Linked DNA regions of Mus musculus: regions 2 and 3 are each linked to region 1. A link is a loop called in an ENCODE intact Hi-C map of the cell type or tissue named here. Cell type or tissue: left cerebral cortex. All regions are shown on one strand.

The links. Peaks named below come from ENCODE experiments on the same cell type or tissue, not always from the same donor. Only the 100,000 strongest peaks of a DNase experiment are listed, where the experiment ranks them.
Region 2: it touches region 1 in a loop (8-fold over the local background); 27 of 42 quality-filtered maps call a loop at or near these places.
Region 3: a loop joins it to region 1, with 4 times the contacts of the local background. A loop is called at or near these places in 3 of 42 quality-filtered maps.

The regions. Positions count from the first base shown.
Region 1 is chr1:21,410,333-21,412,832 of GRCm38, forward strand. All of the region lies in intron 11 of Kcnq5 (potassium voltage-gated channel, subfamily Q, member 5), which reads right to left. Among named protein-coding and RNA genes, the nearest start is that of Khdc1b, 28 kb to the left of the region's middle. In left cerebral cortex, a CTCF peak has its summit at 1,062 (motif pointing right); DNase peaks (open chromatin) are centred at 1,152 and 1,318; H3K4me3 peaks cover 188 bases; H3K27ac peaks cover 1,318 bases.
Region 2 is chr1:21,966,103-21,968,602 of GRCm38, forward strand. No RefSeq gene overlaps it. Among named protein-coding and RNA genes, the nearest start is that of Kcnq5, 5.4 kb to the left of the region's middle. In left cerebral cortex, a CTCF peak has its summit at 1,249 (motif pointing left); no DNase peak of the experiment used is centred here.
Region 3 is chr1:21,675,654-21,678,153 of GRCm38, forward strand. The region is part of intron 1 of Kcnq5 (potassium voltage-gated channel, subfamily Q, member 5); the gene reads right to left. Among named protein-coding and RNA genes, the nearest start is that of Kcnq5, 290 kb to the right of the region's middle. In left cerebral cortex, no CTCF peak of the experiment used is centred here; DNase peaks (open chromatin) are centred at 1,331 and 1,734; H3K27ac peaks cover 2,098 bases.

The sequences.
Region 1 (2,500 bases):
GAGAGGCCAAGTCGCTTGGCCCATACTTAAAGAACTATCAAGCATGGGATAGGAATGAGTCAGCTTGACTCCAGAGTTAAGCCCTTAATTATTATTATTTTTTTTATTATGTATTTTCCTCAATTACATTTCCAATGCTATCCCAAAAGTCCCCCCCCCCACTCCCCTACCCACCCATTCCCATTTTTTTGGCCCCGGGGTTCCCCTGTACTGGGGCATATAAAGTTTGCCTGTCCAATGGGCCTCTCTTTCCAGTGATGGCCGACTAGGCCATCTTTTGATACATATGCAGCTAGAGTCAAGAGCTCAGGGGTGCTGGTTAATTCATAATGTTGCACCTACAGGGTTGCAGATCTCTTTAGCTCCTTGGATACTTTCTCTAGCTCCTCCATTGGGGGCCCTGTGATCCATCCAATAGTTGACTGTGAACATCCACTACTGTGTTTGCTAGGCCCCGGCCTAGTCTCACAACAGACAGCTATATCACGGTCCTTGCAACAAACGCTTGCTAGTGTATGCAATGGTGTCATCGTTTGGAGGCTAATTATGGATGGATCCCTGGATATGGCAGTCTCTAGATGGTCCATCCTTTTGTCTCAGCTCCAAACTTTGTCTCTGTAACTCCTTCCATGGGTGATTGTTTCCAATTCTAAGAAGGGGCAAAGTGTCCACACTTTGGTGTTCGTTCTTCTTCAGTTTCATGTGTTTTGCAAGTACAATTTGCAAAGCCCTTAATTATTATACTCTCCTACTGTCTTAATACTTTGGTACTTTGACGTACTAGGGCCTTTTTCACTCACATAACAGGTGCAATAAACCATTGCCAAGTGAATGGCCTATTCTTAATGGCAATTCCTGGCTGGCCTTTGGGGGACAAAGAAAAGGCTGAGAAGTCAGTTATACTTAGTGGAGACTCTTCTTCACACGAACGAGTTGTATCACAGGGCTAATTAATGCAACAGACGATTCCTCAGGTCAGTGTCCTTGGATGCTGTTGGTAATCAAGAGGCGTGGAAAAAACGATCCTGTTGAACAAAACAGATGTACTCCACTAACACCACTAGAGGGTGCTGAAGATTCACCACAGACTCTGAATTGGCACCTCCTCCAGAAACTGGAGAAGCCTGCTCACACATTTTCTGAGAACTAAGGAACTACAGCAAAGTTAAACTCTGGGTAGAATATGTCTATAAATACACACAAACACATGTGTGCTTCTGAGGAGCTAAGGAAATGTAGGTGCATTTGTTGTGTTGCCACAAGTTATAAAATCTCACAAGAGTCTCCTTCCAGTAGCTCTAAATCAGGGTGAAGACATGAATATGCAGCGAGAAGAATCCTGAGAAAACAGAAGCAGCAGTGACTATTGCTGCCACCAACAGATGGATGGTCCGGCCAGCCGCCAAACCGTGCGTGGGGCAGAGAGGGCCCAACTGACTGTGAACTGAAGAGGCGTTTGATTGACTGTGAAGAGAGCACTATTACCCAAGCTTGGCTGCTCTTCGGAATCACCCAGGGAGCTTGGGCTCTGACTCTAATTCTGATTTAATTGGTCTGGGATACGACCCAGAGATTTTTGAATCTTTCTCCTCTTATTTTGAGACAGAATTTCACCATGTTGCCCATGCTGGATTTAAATTCTGAGACTCAAGTGGTCTGAGTACCTGGAAATACAGGCTGTGTAGCTGCCACACGAGACTAGGCATCAATACATACATATGCGTGCGCGCGCGCGCACACACACACACACACACACACACACACACACACACACTTTACTTTGTAGTGCTGTGGATTAAATCCAGGGATTTATGAATACCAGGAAAGTGCTTTTTAGAGCTACACTCCAAGCCGCAGAGATTTAATGACAACCTTGGTCTTGTTTGCCTGCTGTTGTGATAAACACCTGCTTGGATAGGAAATGGATAATTTCACCTTCTAGTCCACCACTGAAGGAAGCCAGTGTAAGACACAAGCCCCTTCAGCCACAGCACTTTCGGACTAGTAAGGCAGCTGGCAAGCAGACAGAAGGCAGCTGGGAGCACAGGTCAATATGAGAGTGCAGAGATGGAGAGTGTTCAGCTAGGCTGGAGGAAATAGTAGCACATGGTTTCTGGAGGTAACAGCCTGTCACAGGGATCCTGTATGTCCACCTCTAAGGCATCTGATCATATATTCCACTGTCTCTAAAATACATGTGCGGTTCCTCTCTGGACATTCTTCCTACTTTGTCTTGGATTCTTGAGGTCCTATGCTCAGCTCTTTTGTATGTCACAGCCTTTCTTCTGAGTTCAGAAAACTCCATTTTCTGATGTTTCAGTTGCCGTGAGAAATGCAGCCTCTAATAACTTTAAAATCAAGGATCCAGGGTGGTGGCGGCATATGCTTGTAGGCAAGCAGATCTCTGTGAGTTCAAGGTCATCCTGATCTACAATGTTCCAGGATAGCAAGGCCTACACAATGAAACCCTGTCTCGATAATAAAATAAATACAAAGAAAG
Region 2 (2,500 bases), 560 kb after region 1:
TCTGAGGCTGGCCAGACTGCTAGATGTTCTGATAATTGGAATCTGAGGCCTGCATTACTTTGTCAATGAGAAATTGTCCACTTGAAAACAGCCTGGCCCGAGGGCACAGAAAGAATGTAGGAGATGTGAACTGAAGTTCTGAGAATGAGGCCACACCTGTGCTAAACATTCTACAAGGCCGATAGACTGGAACCTCTCTGATTATAGAGAGCTGGAATGCTGTGGATATACTGATCTGTCTTCAGCATCTCCATTGTCATTTCTGGCCCACCTCTGTGTTTGACCTAACTTCTATTTGACTAGCTGGTAAAATCTCTTTTATCTTCCACCAACCCAAAGGCAAAGAATGCCATCAGATGATACATGAGGCCTGTAGCAGAGCTTTACTGATATCCACACAGATGTGGTTTTTAAATGCTTTCATTTATAGCATTTTCTGTTCCATACCTATAAAAAGCCATTCCTAAAGCTATTACTACATTGGATCTTGGAATTCAGGAGTCAACTGAATCAGTGTTCTCATGACATGGTCTCTCATATTTGGCCCCAGGATACACTATGCCTCATTCCCTTTGAGGTGAGCACTGTGGTTATACTTCAACCATGTGTATGTGGCTGTCACAAGTGGGTTGGTGAGGGGCTGGACACAGAGCTTCAATAGATCTCCCTGTTCCCAGGCCAGCAGCTACCTTTTTTCCTAAAACTTCCCAAATATTGTCCTGATCAGCACTACCAAAGTAAAATAATTATACTTACTATGTGTTCAGTGTGTGCTAACACTGGTTTAAGTCATTATTTCACTTGGTTTAAACAGTAACCTTATAAGTATGTGTTTTTAAACCAGAATTCTGATTATATTTAAAAAGAAGAAATAGATTCAGTGGTCATCTTTAGTTTTCTGTGAAAATAAAGAGTCTTCTTATGTAGGTATTTTTATTAAAAAATTTAAAGCAGACCCAAGTCTTGTGGTATTGTTTTAACATTGGATGTATATTTTGATCCTTTCTTAACACTAACTTCAGGTTAATTCATGAAGCCCTACTTACGTAGCCTACTCTAGCAGATTACTTTGCCAGTCTTATCTCTTAGATACTGTTTGAAAGCTTCTTCTGAGGCACGACTTAAATGGAATCGTTAGATTCTTCCATGATCCATACAGCTAGAAATAGTCAAGTTGATACAGAAGTGAAAAATCTCCTGTGAGCTAGTGTATTAGAAAATTCTGTTATAATTCTATGCCCCCTAGTGGTACTGACATTTTACCATTATTCTTCAATGAGGAAATATAAGGATGCATTCTTTATGAAGCTCCTATCATGCATCTATTCTTTCTATATGCAATCAACAAGTGCCTTAGATAAAAATAGAAATAGTCCTGTTTTTTAGCATGTTCAAATCAGATGAGAAAGAGGCATAAATTAAATCATTATGACATAGTGCTGAGTTCAGAAAAGGTTACGTAGAATGCCATGCAAACTACAGAGAATTTCCTGGAGGATGCCATAAATGGGAAGGTATTGAAGAAGCAGCAGATTGCACTGAGGACATGAGGGCAGCATCTTCAAAGAGAAAACATTGGTGGAAACAGACCTCACCATGCTTTTAGAATGACAAGTAGTTAGGCTGTACTCCAGTTGAGCTGCTTTGGAAAACAAAGCTGTATGCAGGAGGCAGAAGAACCGCCACAGGAATTCCACTGCATAGGGACTAAGGCAAGACTAGTCTTGTATCCTGAAGAACGGAGAGCCACCTGAGACTATTGAGCAAGAAATCTTTTCTTATTTCCACTTCCAGAACAGTGCTCACTCAGTACAAACTGAGAACCTACCAGAGATGCTCATTGTTCCAAGTCAGAGGAATCAAAGATGATGACCTAGAGAAACACGTACACATTTTACTGTACTCAGAGATCAGTGCCTTATTCAGTCATCATGAGAGATGCTTCTTCTTGGAGCAGATAGAGACAGATGCAGAGACCCTCAGCCAGAGATTGCACACAGAGTGAGCCCGTGACATTTTACCATTATTCCTCAATGAGGAATTAAAAACTCATTTTTTATGAAACTGCTACCATGCATTTATTCCCTCTGCATGCAATCATCAATAAACAGGTGTCTTACTAGTTGGAGTAGTATAAAAATGAAAATACAAATAGTCCTGGTTTTTTAACATGTCCAAATCAAGTAGGAAAGATGGATAAATAAGTTCTATTGGATGGATTAAAAAAGGTTGTAAGGAGGATGTCTCCATTACTTACCTCCCCTCAGAGCTCAGGGAACCAACCCTGTGGAAGAGGAAGGTGAAAGAGTTTAAGACTGTAAGAGCCAAAGGGGTTGGAAGACACCCAGAGAACATGGTCCTCCGAATCAGCTGAGCAAAGTTCCTATGAACTTAGAGAGATTGAAGCAGAGAAAGCACAGGGGTGACACAGGGCTGCACCACGTCCTCTGCATACAAGTTACATCTTTCAGCTTAATTAGTATTTCATGGGACTCCTGAG
Region 3 (2,500 bases), 270 kb after region 1:
TGGAATATTTCAGTATAACATCAATCTCCCTAGATACCTGTAAGTGACTGCAGTGCTGAGACTTCCAATACTTGAGGATAACTGATAGGTGTTCTCATCAGTGAGAAGCATCATAACTACTGAGAGAAATGGTCCAGAAAGCCTGGAGCTTTCCACTTACTGAACAACACTGCAACATTTTTTTCCCTGCCTCTTATTGGTTACTCGTCTTCCTTACCCAAAGACTCTCAGTTTATCTTGTAACTGTAATTCCCACTGACAAGTTACCTGGGAAAGGCATTCCACAAAGGTGCAGTGGAAAGTTCTTGAACAATGTACCTCTGCTTTCCACCTTCCATGACTTTCACTGGAGAATTCCATGTGGGAGAGAAGATCACATCAGCCGGATGTAGAGTGGCTATATACTTTTTGCATGCCCCAGAATTCAACTGCGATGCAGTATTCTTGTTTTGTTTCTTTTGCAATAGAAAGGTCCGTCAATGCTCAACCTTTTGAGGTTAGGAACTTTCCCTATTCCCTGCTCTGTAATAGTCATTGTGAATATAATTAGTAAGGTCAACCATTTTTAGCAAGTAAAAGCAAAAGTCTCTAAATTAAATAGCTGAAGTTATTTGAAGTCTGAACATCACCCATAGGTGAGATATGAAAATAAATTCATTTTCGACTTTAGTGGAAGTGAGAACAGGAAAAAAGTCTCCTTTCCTTAGATTAGAGAAGACCTTTTGTTAAGACTGATGGGCAAAATAATCACACTGCAGGCAAGCATGCCCTTGCTGTCTGGTGCTGTTTGGGAAGCAGGGCCTATATAAAACTATTAGTGCGAAGGAGTCACCTCATTGGAATTCTCCTCTTTATCATCGGTACAAACCCAGTTTCCAGCACATTTCTATTTTCTTTCCATCTATTCTCCCACCCCCTGAAAGGCCTGAGTATATGTGTTGATATCAGAGGCATCCCAAGGATTTTAAGACAGCGATGCTATCTGGTAGTTACTATAGTATAACTATATAATATTCAGGGCAAAACCTGAATTCTTTTTGCTTTGCTTGAGGAATTAATACTTGCTATTAATGCTGTGTAAACAATAACGTGGCTGGGGAAAACACATAAAAGGAGGACTTGCTACCATAGAAACCACCATAGAGTCTGCTCGGTCAGTGTTGTTCCTAGAGTTGTGTAAAAGAACTCAGCTTTAATAATTTAACATTAAAAATGAATTTTTCTCCAAAAGACCAATATATAGTGATGACTCAATTCCCTGAGATTGTCTACCTGGGATCAAAGCCAAAACCAGCTCATTTCCTCAGCCTAGGGAGGATTCAATTAGCAGATTCATATGGGGGCTCTGTTTGCTCTACAACCTCCCCGTGAATTTAGAGACAGTGTGAGCTCCTTGGTACAGAATATGCTCTTTTGCAGGGGTGATGTGTTTCATGGATCTTACATTTCAAGACAGATTTATTTTTATGTGTGAATATTCAAAGACAGGATCTTATATAAATTGTTATGTAAGGTTAGACGTGAAACACATGTTCAATAATGAACTTGTCATTTTTTTCTGGAAATAGATGCAGAGTTTTAAAACAATTATAGAAAAGATTTTTATTTTTTAATATTATTCTTTTTAAAATTTTAAATTATTTGATCTACTTTTGAGAACTTCATATACATTTACATTATTTATTACTCTTCTCAACTTCTCTTGTGTTCCCCAACCCCAGGCTTTCTCCAGCTGCTGCTATGAAACACCATGACCAAATGCAAATTGAAGATCAAGGGCTTATCTAGTTTATGTTTCCACATTGTAGTCCATCACTGAAGTCAAGACCAGAACTCAAACAGGGCAGGAACCCAGAGTTAGGAGCTGATGCAGAGGCCATGAAGGGGTGCTGCTTACTGGCTTTCTCCTTGTGGCCTGCTCAGCCTGCTTTTTAAAAAATGTATTAGTTATGTTATTTATTTAAATTTCAAATGTTATCCCCCTTCCCAGTTTTCCCTCTGGAAACCTCTTGTGCTACCCCCTTGCTTCTATGAGGGTGCTACCTCACCCACCCACCCACTCCCACATCACTGACCTAGTGGCCCCCTATACTGGGGCATTTAGCTTTCACAGAACCAAGGATACCCCTTCCCATTGATGGCAGATAAGGCCATCCTATGCTACGTATGCAGCTGGAGCCATGGGTCCATCCATGTGTACTCTTTGGTTGGTGGTTTAGTCCCTGGGAGTACTCAGGGGCTGGTTGGTTGATATTGTTGTGTTTTCTCATAGAACCTATGACTACCAACCCAGGAGTAGTCATACCCACAATGAGCTGTGGCTTCCCACATCAATTACTAATTAAGAAAATGTCCTACCTCCAGTCTTGCCTACAGCATAATTTTTTGGAGGCATTTTCTCAATTGGGGTTCCAACCATCAGATGGCTCTAGCCTATGTCAAGCTGACATAAAGTTAGCCTACATGAAAACATGCGCCCTCCAAAGTACCTGGCTTGAGC